3 separate regions of the Homo sapiens genome follow, and regions 1 and 3 are each linked to region 2. Evidence: chromatin contacts called from ENCODE Hi-C or POLR2A ChIA-PET data. All regions are on one chromosome and are shown on one strand. The core of a region is the stretch at or near the end of the contact, and the rest is flanking DNA. Distances in the headings are between cores, read along the strand shown.

Evidence for each region. A loop is a pair of places that touch in the nucleus more often than their neighbours do. ChIA-PET counts read pairs that join two places held with the same protein, here RNA polymerase II (POLR2A). Pooled maps may share reads with other maps.
Region 1: a pooled map shows a loop between it and region 2 (1.9-fold over the local background). The contact joins the enhancer-like site here to the promoter of ARHGEF3-AS1 in region 2. A Hi-C loop is called at or near these places in 4 of 50 pooled maps. POLR2A ChIA-PET finds 5 or more read pairs at or near these places in 2 of 52 experiments (activated naive CD4-positive, alpha-beta T cell and naive thymus-derived CD4-positive, alpha-beta T cell).
Region 3: a map of endothelial cell of hepatic sinusoid shows a loop between it and region 2 (2.8-fold over the local background). The contact joins the enhancer-like site here to the promoter of ARHGEF3-AS1 in region 2. A Hi-C loop is called at or near these places in 7 of 168 maps with a recorded cell type or tissue (CD4-positive, alpha-beta T cell, Right ventricle myocardium superior, dorsolateral prefrontal cortex and 3 more) and 10 of 50 pooled maps. POLR2A ChIA-PET finds 5 or more read pairs at or near these places in 2 of 52 experiments (MCF 10A and OCI-LY7).

What each region holds. Positions count from the first base shown.
Region 1 is chr3:56,884,205-56,888,691 of GRCh38, reverse strand. It overlaps a transcript of ARHGEF3 not described here. Among named protein-coding and RNA genes, the nearest start is that of ARHGEF3-AS1, 54 kb to the left of the region's middle. RefSeq lists a silencer at 1,102-1,161. Within about 2 kb of position 1,596, at least 4 of the 41 ENCODE cell types and tissues checked have a DNase peak (open chromatin) inside an H3K27ac peak, as active enhancers do.
Region 2 is chr3:56,938,096-56,942,126 of GRCh38, reverse strand. It overlaps ARHGEF3-AS1 (ARHGEF3 antisense RNA 1), which reads right to left and starts at 2,087. Exons shown (of 3, transcript NR_046572.1): 1 at 1,950-2,087; 2 at 1,471-1,546. It also overlaps a transcript of ARHGEF3 not described here.
Region 3 is chr3:56,978,135-56,982,209 of GRCh38, reverse strand. It overlaps a transcript of ARHGEF3 not described here. Among named protein-coding and RNA genes, the nearest start is that of ARHGEF3-AS1, 40 kb to the right of the region's middle. Within about 2 kb of position 1,254, at least 5 of the 41 ENCODE cell types and tissues checked have a DNase peak (open chromatin) inside an H3K27ac peak, as active enhancers do.

The sequences.
Region 1 (4,487 bases), core at 347-2,846, 53 kb after region 2:
ACCGCAGGTGATCCAACTGCCTCGGCCTCCCAATGTGCTGGAATTACAGGCGTGAGCCACCATGCCTGGCCCCTGGTTGCTTTTTTAAGAAGCAGTGGTAGGGTTTTTTCAGCACTTGAGCACTTCTAGAAAGTGGTCTATAGCAAATATATAACCTGCAGGGCTAAGGACTTAGAGACTACATGCAGGTCTATTGTGCCCACAAATTCTCCTCTGTAACTGCCTTTCTCCCCACCCCCATATAGGCACGTGGCATTGAGACAAAGGGGTCAGGTGCCCATTAAGTTCATTTAGGGTTTGGTTCAGCTGGATGTTCCCTTTCCATCTGAGGTGTTATCAATCTTGGATTACTTGCTCTTAAAGCACAGAGACTGAGTCCCCAGACTGTCGCCCAGGGCAGTACATGGATAGATTCGTTGGTCAGGGATGTGCCTCACCCTTGAACAGATCTGACATTCCTTTTCGTAGGAGTGGAAATGGCCAATGTCCCACTTGGACCAATGTCTAAACAACTGTAATTTCTTTTAACATGTCTGTGCATTTTAAGGAAAATAAATGCCCCTGCTGGTAAGAAAAAAAAAAAAAAAAGCTCTTATTTGAAAAACAAGAATCTTAGCTTGAATGGGCAGGTTTTTTCTCCAAGGAGATTTGAGGTTGAAGAATTTAAGCCTTCAATGACCTTCACTTTTGAGGTTTTTGATTTAATTTTGGCTGCCCTTTTGCCACCAGGTGGTTAATGAAAGGGAAAGGTGTCACCTCAAAAACACTGGCCTCCTTTATTCATTCTTTCTTTTAGTCACCCATTTAGAAATTATTCACTGACCTACTGCTCAGCACAGGGCACTGAGGGGTTAAAGTTATGTGCTGAAATCAGAGTGCAGAGACTACAGCACAATTATTGGGCTCACCGAAGGTGCTTTGTTTTCATGGTTGAAAGGGAAGTGGACTGTGCCTTTGCTTCAGTAAATTTGACAAGAATAACAGGGTGGGTCCTTGGCTCCTCAAATTGGCTGGGAACCTGTCAGACCAAGTGTGCAAATGCACAGTTCACACACAGTGCCCTTCCTGCCTGGGAACGCCCCCAGGTAACTGATCAGTGGTTTTTTATGCAGAGGAAGTAAAATGGCATTTTTTACTTCCTGTGGGCAATTCATAACAGGAGCTGCCACTTACTGTGCACTTACTATGTGCCAGGTCTTGTCACCCAACATCTATGATCCTCACAACACCCTAACCTGGAAGGCATTATTTCTACTCTACAGATAACATCCCAGAGTCTCAGCCTCCTCCTGATACCTCCCAAGATCCCAGGTATAATACTGTAGCCTCCCAAGGCAGGAGAAGCAGAACTCAAGAAGGAAATGGGGTTATTCTAGGCAGCGGGACGCCCTTGCTGCTGTGCCCCAATTCGTTCCCCAGCACATGTTGCTAATTGTGATCACAGCATTCTCTGGCTTGCTATGCTGTGCAGTCCTTCTCAATACAGTGCTCCAAACAAACACTACCAGACATTCTGGATGGCAAGTGAGACGTAACCTATTTGCCACCAGTGCTTGCCACCAATGCCTGCTACCTGATAGCAGACACTGATAGCTCTTAAAACTAGAAAGGACCACAAAATTGATTTGGTCTAGACAGTGTGTGCTGTGGTCTTGAAGACCAGTCTCTCTAGTAGAATAAAGGTTATTTTCTTGCCATATTCCTCATGCTCAACACCTTCCTAGACCTTCTGTGCAGGTCTGATGTGCCATCCCAGACTCTGGGACGGGACAGCATGGTGGGGAAGCACATAGTTTGAAGTAGGAAAGACCTGGATTTGAATCCAGGCTCTGCCACTTGCTAATCATGAAACCCTGGACAAATTCCTGCCCCTTTTTGAGCCTTCATCTCCTACTCTGTAGAATGGAGATGATAACCATTATCCACCTACCTCATGGGGTAGTTATGAGGATCAAATGAGATCATGCATATAAGGATTTAGCTCTGTGCCTGACATGTAGTGAGCGTTCAATAGGCTAAAGCTTTCATTATTATCAGTGTGAATTATTAGTAGTAGTAGCTCCAGTGAAGTTCAAAGTGAGTGCCGTGTCCTGTTGCACTCTCTGCTTTCTGAGATGCTCATTTGTTTATGTTTCCGTGGCTTATTTCCAACTGGTGATTTCTTCCATGAGCTACTCTGTAGATCACTGGCATGAGGTCAACACCCCAATATTCTAGAAATCCCAGTTCCTGGGTAGAGCGTGAAATGTCTTTATGTGGTGTTTCCATCTGTACGCCCTTCTTCACCAGGTCCTTTCTGTTCTCTCTTCCTGTGGCCCTCTCGAGTTGGGCAATTAGTGAAGAAGACAAGCAAAGGGAGGAGGACCAAGAGGATCAACAAAATCCAGAAATCCTATTTTAAGGGAAGCTGGCTGTGTACCAGGGATTGTCCCAGGCTCTGGGACTGTGAGCATGACTGACCAAGTCCTGCCTTCATGGGCTTATGTCTCATGAAAAGGTCAACCAAAACCCAGAAAACAATTAAATAAAATTATCTTTCTAAAATGGGTCTGCCCTGCTAGCCTCTGTCTTAGCACCTTATCTGACTCATTCATGACAGAGATCACAATCTGTAATTACTTTGTTTTATTTTTACTCCAAACTAGTGGGCAGGGAACATGCCTGGCTCATTCACTGCTATATCCAAGGACCCAGAATGGGGTTTTGCGTGTCAAAAGTGCTCAGTGAACACAGAGCAAATGAACAAGTGACTTAGTGATGGTTTGTGAAATTTTCGTTCTGAGCCCAGAGTTTAAACTTCAGGCTACTTTTTTGTTGCTGGCAGTGGTCAGTCACCTCCCTATGTAAGAAAATTGAAAAGAAAATTCATTTTCATAATTCATGCAGTTTTTATTTTATAAAACATGTGGGTTCCTTAAGGAGATCATTCTATCCCAGATTGACTGTCTATGGCTGAATTAAAAAGACCATTGGAGGCCATTTGTCTTCTGGATTTGACACTTGGAGCAGGTGGCAGTATCTGGCAGGAACTGGGTTGGGGGAACTCATGAGGCTTGGCTCCAAAGCTGGGTAGTGTGTTGAATTGGTCTGGAGAGGGCTGCATGCCTGTGAGGAGAGGAGCTTCTCTTATTATTCACTTTCCTGCATCAATGTGCATCTAGGCTACTGTCAACATGTCAGGTTGACAAAATCATTGAGCTCAAGGAATGGAACTGTAGCACCATAAAACTCAATAATCTGGTAATACCAGGTTGCAGCATGTATCGGTGTAGCCTATGGTCTGGGCAATTCATAACAGGAGCTGCCACTTACTGTGCACCTACTATGTGCCAGGTCTTGTCGCCCAACATCTATGATCCTCACAACACCCTAACCTGGAAGGCATTATTTCTACTCTACAGATAACATCCCAGAGTCTCAACCTCCTCCTGATACCTCCCAAGATCTCAGGTATAATACTGTAGCCTCCCAAGGCAGGAGAAGCAGAACTCAAGAAGGGCATGGGGTTACTCTAGGCAGCAGGACGCCCATGCTGCCATGCCCCAATTCATTGCCCAGCACGTGTTGCTGATTGTGATCACAGCATTCTCTGGCTTGCTATGCTGTGCAGTCCTTCTCAGTACAGTGCTCCAAGCAGACACTACCAGACATTCTGGATGGCAAGTGAGATGTAACCTATTTGCCACCAACCTTTGAACAGTGTATGTAAAAGGCTTTGCCCTAGGAATTAGAATCCTGGATTCAGAGTGTTACGCTGTAACCATGTAACTTTGAGCAAATTGCTTCTCTCTCCTGACCTCAGTTTATTAACCTGTAGGATGGAAATTATCCCATACCATATCTGGCTCAAAAAGTCACCATATAAATATAAGCTGGTGAATTGGTTTCACTGGCACTGAAGTGCTGTTTTTAATTGTACCTGGATGGTGAATCAGTAAGGATCAGGGCCCTGTACAAACGTGAAGCATCCTCAAAAACGGCAGCTGTGCCCGGAGTTGTGATCAGCATCTTCTCGAGGCTTCCCTCAAGGACGCTGAGTGGAGTATTTGACTTCCTAAAAGTCACTGGGTGAGCTTGTTAATCCAGATTCCTGGGCACCCTCCCAAATGGCTGATTAAGCATTCCTGGGGATGGCTCCTGGCATCAGCATCTCTGAATCATTCCTCAGGTGATTCTGCTGCACGCTGCACCACTGTTTCAGTGGAAAAATGTATATATGTAGAACGCCACTGCTCTGTATAGGACCATATTGACCTTTGGAATTTTAAATATCTAGGTAGCTGCTTAACAAAAAGAGCCCCAATATCTTCCCCATCTGTGTCTGACAAACTCTTATTCATCTTTTAGGCCTATTCAAATGCCTCCTCCTCTGGGAAGACCTCCCTCACAGTCCTCCCAGAGCCCTCCAACCCATGTTTTGAGCACCTACTGTGTACTAGGCACTCTACTAAGCTCTAAAATGCATTACTATATTTACTCCTCTTCCT
Region 2 (4,031 bases), core at 838-3,337:
GAATGTGCTAGCTACTGCTCCTAGTACTTTGCAAGTAATCACATTCCCCTACAGCACTATTTAGTCAATATTATTATTATCCCCAGTTTTCAAATGGGAAAACTTCTACCAGAATCATCCCCAAAGACCCACAGCAATTAAGTAGTGGATGTAGCTTTTGAACCCAGTCAGTCTGGTTTCAGAGCCTGTGTTCTCAACAATGTGATGATTGTAACAAGTGCAATTGATGCAGAGGCATATAATGTAAAGCATATATTTATAGGATTTAAACCATAACTAAAGAAAAGCACATTAAAACCATAAAAACTAAAGTGATCCCTTCTTACGGGGAAAAAATATATTAATATATACATAGAAAGAAGTCTCGTCACTGATGAACAACAATATGGAGTAGATGAAGTCCCAGAGAACTGTTGTTGTGTTAGTTACATATTTTTTATAAAGTCTGAATTTTTTAAAGAGAGTGTGTATTGCCTTTATAATTAGCAAAATAATACACGTAGAATAATTAAAAAAGAACTCCTTCCACAATCACAATCTTCCACAAGCAACAGGAGGCTTATATTAAAAGTTTCAGGTCTTAGAACACATCGGGGTGTTTCATTGAACATGTTCTGTGGGCCGGGCATCATGGCTCATGCCTGTAATCCCAGCACTTTGGGAGGCCAAGGCAGGTGGATCACTTGAGATCAGGAGTTTGAGACCAGTCTGGCCAACATGGCAAAACCCTGTCTCTACTAAAAATACAAAAATTAGCCAGATGTGTTGGCACACTCCTGGGACCCCAGCTGCTTGGGAGCCTGAGGCAGGAGAATTGCTTGAACCCAGGAGGCGGAGGTTGCAGTGAGCCAAGATCATGCCAGTGCACTCCAGCCTATGCGACAGAGCGAGACTCTGCCTCAAAAACAGAACATGTGCTGTGGCTAAGCCTCTGGGGACTGATGAAATCTGGGTACACAGAAGGGGCTGGCACATGCTGTGGTGTGCTCTGCAGTGCTTCAAGATGTTTGCCCCCACCTCCTCTCCCAGTTCTCCCCACCTCTCTGAGAGTCAGTCTAGAGGCTACTTCCATGCGCCCTTGGGGTTAGCAGTTTTATTGGTCAGCCCAGAGTCTGAGTTTGGTGGACAGTGCTTGGCAGCCATAACAAATGCTTAGATGGTGAAAAGGTATATGCTTTGGGGTCAGAATGCCAGATTGGGGGCTTCAGACACATTTCAGAGCATCGGGTCTCTTATCTGCAAAATAGGTATGGAAAATAATGCCATTTTCTGAAAACCAGAGACTTAGTAATTATGTGTGTAAAGTGACCCGAAGAATGTCTCTCATGTAGGTAAGCGCAGAAAATATTAGCTCCATATAACTAGGGTTCCTTTATTCCTGAGATGACTGTTTTCTAAAGATAAGTATTTAACAGATGCTTTTTTTTTTAAATGTGAGCTGCCCCCTCATAAAGGCAAAACCGACCATACCTGGGTTTCCACTTAGTCCTGCTTGTCTCATTTCCCTTCAGGCAGTAGAGAAGCCAGGCTGTATAGATCCTGACACCTGTGAGGGAAAGCTCACGTCATCTTCAACCTGCTGACACCAAAAATATGCCAGGAACATTGGAGCTCATTCTTAGATTCAAAGCCGTTTCTTTTTCTGGCCATATGTGAGGTCTGTGGGAGTTAACAGTAGGCTTGTGTGCCAGTTGAGCAGATTTGCATTTTTGAGTTTCTAGATGCCTGTTTATTTTATATAGTTATCGTTTTGATTAGTCCTTGCTTAGTCCCTTTTTGGTTCCAGAGTTATGCAGGGTAAAATATGCTTTTACTTTGGCCTTCTGGGTTAATTACAAAATCCTAGTTGCAAGTGACAGGAATTCAACTCAAATTAGCTTAAGGAGAGTTTTTAAAGGTACAGGGGTATGGGAAGTATTTCGTGGAATGCAGTGGAGGCTCAGAAGTACCTTGAACCAGGCACTGGAAGCCCATGAGGATTCTTGACTCCTCTCTGCTCTTAGCACTTTTGCTTGGCCAACTGACTTTTTCCATTTCTCAGTACAGTTGAAACACAGCCATCTACAGAGAGACAGCCTTCTCTCTCTCTCAGAGCCAGAATTACTAGGGAGGGATTCTGATTGGTCCAACTTGGATCAAGTGGATACTCTTGGACCAATCAGCAGTGGCCAGGGAGTGGGATTATGCTGTACCACCATGGTGACTCCTATGGTAACCATAGTAACAATGGGGGAGAAGGGGCAGTTTCTAGAAGGAGAAGGAGGCACTGGAGCAGATACAAATAATTCCTGCCTACAAAATTCTTCCCTATCTGTCCTCCTATCATAAAAGGTAATCATCCTGATTCCATTTTTTCCTGTCTGACTCCATGTGGGCAAAACTCCTAACTCCTCTTCTTTCATCTTTGGTTAGAAGCAGTCCATTTAGTTATTGATTTTTTTTCAACCTGGACAATCTCTTCTGGGAGCAAGAACAGCCTGTTTGGCAAGCTATTCAGCAAGACATAAAACATAATAGTCCTCGGGATGAATCAAAATAATAGCAGGTCCTAGAAAATTGTGTTCTTAAGCCATTTCTAGACTGTTGGGAAGTATTGGGGTTCAGTCAGGGGTTTTAAACAGAAGGTGGTCCAAGAATCAGTCTCAGTATTGTTTTGTGGTTAGTCGTATTGATGACTGTTCATTGAAATTTTTATTTTTAATTTTAATCAAATGTAGCCTTTATTACACACACAAAAATGTCATGGTAGTGATCTTGCTACCTCCAAAAGAGCCTTATGTATTTGAAAGCATGAGAGGAGATGGTGATGTCGAGAACTGAGGGAACATACCTATTTAGAAAATCCTCCTTTTCTGAAGCCGAAACTTCCCTTTCTTTCCTCCGTGTTAGGTTTATTTCTCTTTCTGCCTGTGTCTGAATCTGGGAATGGGAATTGAAGCCTCTTGCGTGGAGGTTGGTAAAAGTCCTGTTATTGGATTTTCTTCTCTGTCATCAACTTCTTCCTCTTCACAGTGAGTGTGGCCCACTGAATAGACTGGACGAGATTGGATTGTGGCTCGAATACCACCCCCCTTTAAATGCCCAAATCATACTGCCCGTTAAATCAATTGAAAGACACAGCTAGAAGCAAGGGGAAAAAGATGGGATCCATTAACACACTTCACAGAGAGTGCAGGCAGGATGGAAGGACCACACTACCTGAGTCCTGGGCTTCGCAATGTCCAAATGTCCTATCTCTCTGTACAGTGTCAGCTTTCATGACTGACGATGCATCTACAAGGACTGGAGTTGAACTTCAAGCAAGAGACTCACAGACAAAGGCGCCCTGGGCCAGTGGCACACACTAGCTTTATCAAAGAGACTCAGGGACAAGTACGCCTGGTCTGTACTGCGGTTTGCCAATTAGCTGGATGAACAGCTGGCTAATTTCTGTTTTATCTCTTGGGCAGAAGACACATGAGGCTAGAATAGGTTATCTTCAACGGGGAGCCGAGCTAAGGCCTCATGTATGTTACGTGCTCATGTGTTCTTAGTGCCTCTGTATATTTAGTGCCTTGTAAGTCTCATGCATATTTAGTGTAACCAGATGCCTCATGAATATTAGGTATCTTTTGCTCCTTCCATCCCTTCTTGTCTGTGTTAGGTGCACACATTTGACTTACTAACCACTTAATTATAAGTAACATCACTTAAAATATATTCTATTATCGAAGATGAATAAGTCTTACAAACTTATTCTTCCTCCGTAATTGAAATTAGTAGTCTCTAAAAACTAATAATCATTAATCTTGATTGCATGGGGCCCATTTTAAAATGGGCTGCCCTATATAAGTGTGAAGATTAAAATTCTTTTCTTCCTTGATTTTTGGGCCTCCTGCATTTGTCAGTCTCCACTCAGGCTCTCTCTGCCATCCAACCCTGGAAATCTCAATGAACACAACTCCAGGACCAGCTTTTTTGTGCATGACTGTTACTGCCAACTCCCACGTGGTGCTGGAAATAAAACCAGCGGTATTAGATGCTGTAGCAGC
Region 3 (4,075 bases), core at 5-2,504, 41 kb before region 2:
CCTTCAGGCATAGCTCGATCCAGGTGGTTAATCTGTGTCATTAGGAGCCTTCTCTCTCTTGGTCTCTTGCTCTGCTTTCCCCAGGTTAGCTTCTTTCTCAGGTAAGCTTTCTGCACAAGATGCCCTGCACAGCTCCAAGTTTGCATCTCATCAGCTCAGTGCCTGTCCCAGAAGGACTGTATATCTGTTCTTTAATGCCAGCCAAAGTCTTGGGGCCACTCCCACTGAACAGGCCAGGTTACATGCCCATCTCTGGAGCCTGGGGTTGGCCCTTCCTGAATCACAGTGTCCCAAAGGGGAGAGGGCATCCCCCAACAGAAAATCTGGGTGCTGTTAGCAGAAGAATGGGGACTAAATGCTGGGCAGTGAGGAACAGCAGATGTCCACTCTGACAACACTTGGATTAAGGAAGCAGGAAGGGCTGAAAAAACAGCCTGAAAACAGGGAGACCTTCAAGGGTCCCAGCCTGTGACCAACAGACCATGTGAGCTTGGCCAGGTCTTAGTGCTCCAGTCCCTAAATGAGGGTGGTCAGCTGGTTCTCTGAGGATCCTTCCAGCTTGTGATCTGTTTGAGTTTTAGATACATTATCTGAAAACAGATATGACTGAATTAAATTACCAGGTTTGAAATAATACAGGGTTATGGATCCTGGGTAGAAGTTTTTTTTTGTTTTGTTTTTATTCAACAACTAGCTCTGTTGGTGAATTGCTGAGGAAGCCGTGAAGGACATGAGACCCACCTCTGCTCAAGCTATGCTGCTCCTTGCTGGTGGCACCTACCTACACCTCTGCCTTTATAGTGTGCAGCAAAGCTTTGCCAACTTTTCAGTCTGGTAATGGAAAGTGAGCTTCACTGTCATGGATGTCATGCTTTAAAGGCTAGAATGATGCATTAAGAAAGATTTACCCTGGCCTCATCTTCCAGTGCAAACTTATGAGTAGGCCATAGTTGAAACATGACTACCAACAGCTGTAGGGAAAACCAGCTGTGTGGACATCGGCATGTGTTTCCAAGACACCAAGCAGATATCTCAGTCCAGAATTTTGTTTTAATGGTTATATCTTATCTTGACAGACACATACCAATGTATTTCCCCAGGAAGATGGGGAGGGAAGACAGGGATTGCTCCTTGGCGACTCTGCTGATGTGACTTTCTGTTAGTCAGACGTCTGCAGGGGCCAGCATTTGTGTTGAATGGTGGAAGGCTTGGGAGTGAGTCATCTCAAAGCCAGAAAACCATGCATCACCCTCTCCAGGAAGTACTGGCAGTCATACAATTGCACAAGTAGGCAGCCACAGGCCATGTGGATATTGAGGTGGGTAGTGCAGTCAGGCAAGAGCCTCGGAGGCCGATGAACTTGACTTGAAGCCTGGTAGCATTGCTGCTTCTTGGCTGTGTGACCCAAGTCAAGTTACTTGAGCTCTCTGCACCTGAGTTTCCCATCTGTAAATCTGAACGATAATGGCACCCACTCGTAGGAGAACATACTTCAGGTTCTTGTCAGCCAGAATAATGACTACTGTTGGTAGTGGTGCCATTCCTAATGGGCTAATAGGAGACAGAGTGACATAATATTCATAGCAGCTAACATGCACTTTACATATTAGGACCATTGTACTCATTATGGGTACTGTTCTTAGCTCTTCTAAGAGCTAAGGTAGATAACGTGATTATTCCCACTAACCTACGTAGGTACTATATATGGTCCCGACCCACAATGAGTCGCCTTACAGTTTTTAGCCTTTCTGATGGTGTGAGAGTGACACGTATCCAGGAGAAACTGTACTTTGAGTCCCCATACAGCCATTCTTCTTTTTTTCACTTTCAGTACAGTTTTCAGTAAATTACATGAAATATTCACCACTGTATTACAAAACAGGCTTTGTGTTTAATAATTTTGCCCAGTTGTAGGCTAATGTGAGTGTTCTGGGCATGTTTAAGTGGGCTAGGCTTTAAAAGCATGCATTAAGGTGCCAAATCCAGATAATTCTATATTTTCACAATGTGGCATAAGCAAGTCTTCTTGCTACTGCCTTACTTATTGGATTTGTAGGGTAAGCTGAGCTGTGATGTTTGGTAGGTTAAGGGTATTAAGTGCATTTTCGACTTACCATTGTAAGTTGAGGTGCGCGTGAGTTATCATCATCATTCTCAATTCACAAATGAGGAATCTGAGGCACAAAGAGTTAGGTAACCTGCCTGGAGTCACAGGGCAAGTGAGTGGTCGATGTGTGATCAGAACCCACGCAGCTGGTTCCAGAGCCCTTGCTTCTAACCACCACCGTCAGTAGTCTCACTGCAGAAATAAGAGCTGCACAGGATGCTTCCTATAGGTCAGGAAATGTTCTAAGCACCTTCTAAGGATTGAGTCCTTTAACTCTCATAACAACCAAACCCTTGTAAGTTGGTACAATTATTTTCCCCATTTTCTAGATGAGGAAACTGAGTCACCCACAAAGGGCTAAGAAAAGGAATTCACATCCTCGTTGGCTGGCTGATTTAAGACAGGGAAGCTGACCTCTCTGAGCCCCAGCGTTGCCATGGGCTGAGAGGCGATCTAGGATAAGCACCACCTGCAGTCGTGATGTGGACCAGACCTTCTTTGGAGGGGGCCTACTTTATTCCTAGTGAGGGCCTTGCTCACAGACCCCGGCTTTATTCCTGGGCCTGTGCCTTGTCTCTGGCTGCCTGTGGCAGCTGGACAGGGCTGAGAGCCCTTGGGAAGGTGTGGCATCTTGGGGGAAGAGGATTTTGAAGAGATGCCTCTGCCCCTGGCTTGGGCCTCCTGTGGCAGCAGGAACGAGCTTGGCCCTACCACGGATGCAATGGCAAATAACACTGTGAACCTGTCCCAACCACTGCAGGGCAAACAGTTGAATATATCTGGGTCTCAGTTTACTCAGTTGCAAAATGGGATGAGTGTGGAATGAAAGCATGCAATTAAAGGTGCCAAATCCAGATAATTCCATATTTTCACAATGTGGAATAAGTAAGTCTTTTTGCTGCTACCTTATTGGATATGTAGAAATTTTCAAGGAGCTTTCTTTCTTTTAGAGGTAAGGTCTCACTGTGTTGCCCAGGCTGGAGTACAATGGTGCAATCATAGTTCACTGCAGCCTGGGCTCTGGGCTCAAGCCATCCTCCCACCTCAGTCTTCCAAGTAGTTGGGACTACAGGTGCATGCCACTATGGCCGGCTAATTTTTTTATTTTTTGTAGAGGTGAGGGCTCACTTTCTTGTCCAGTCTGGTCTTGAACTCCTGGCCAGAGGTGATCCTCCAGCCTTAGTCTACCAAAGTGCTGGGATTATAGGTGTGAGCCACTGTACCCAGCCTCAAGGGGCTTTCTTAATAACTGGTTCCTATTGTTGGCTGTGTGAGCTCTGTCTAGCTTCTCCCTCTCTGGCAATGTTAGGAGCTGTACCCTTATTGCTAGGCCCATGTTTGTGGTTATTTTGTCCAATTAATTATCGTTAGGATGAACTTTTGGGTCATTTTAATGCTCTTGGAAAATGATGTCAAATTACCCTGTGGAAATTTCACGTCAATATATACATTTATAGTTGTGAAGCACAGTGCCTGTTTTCTCCACATTCTTTCTTGCATTTGATATGCCCATATAGAAGTTGCTAATTTGAAATATAAACATGCTAACTTATTTAAATTTCCATTTGGCTAGTTAGTAGGGAGGGTGAGTACTTTTTGTTTGTTTATTGATTGATTGGGTTTTTTATTTTGTGAGCTATGTTATGGCAAAGCATTTCAGTTTTCTTTTTCAAATAAACTAAAATTTTCTTATTACAAAAATGTACATGTCATAAAATTTTAGACAGTGTAGGAACGTGTGACATGGCACATGCAAGTTCCCCGGATCAATCCTAACCTTGAGAAATCACCACTGCTGACAGTATGGGAATGATAATTCCAGAATCTTCTAGAAATTTTTGAGTGCTATCCATTTGACTTTAAAGACTTCTGAAGGTTCATTCATGGTTTTCATGTGTTAAAAGGTGTTTTGTCCAGTGACATCTTTGTCAAATAAAGGTAGTAGGCTTATTTTGATAAATTTATCTT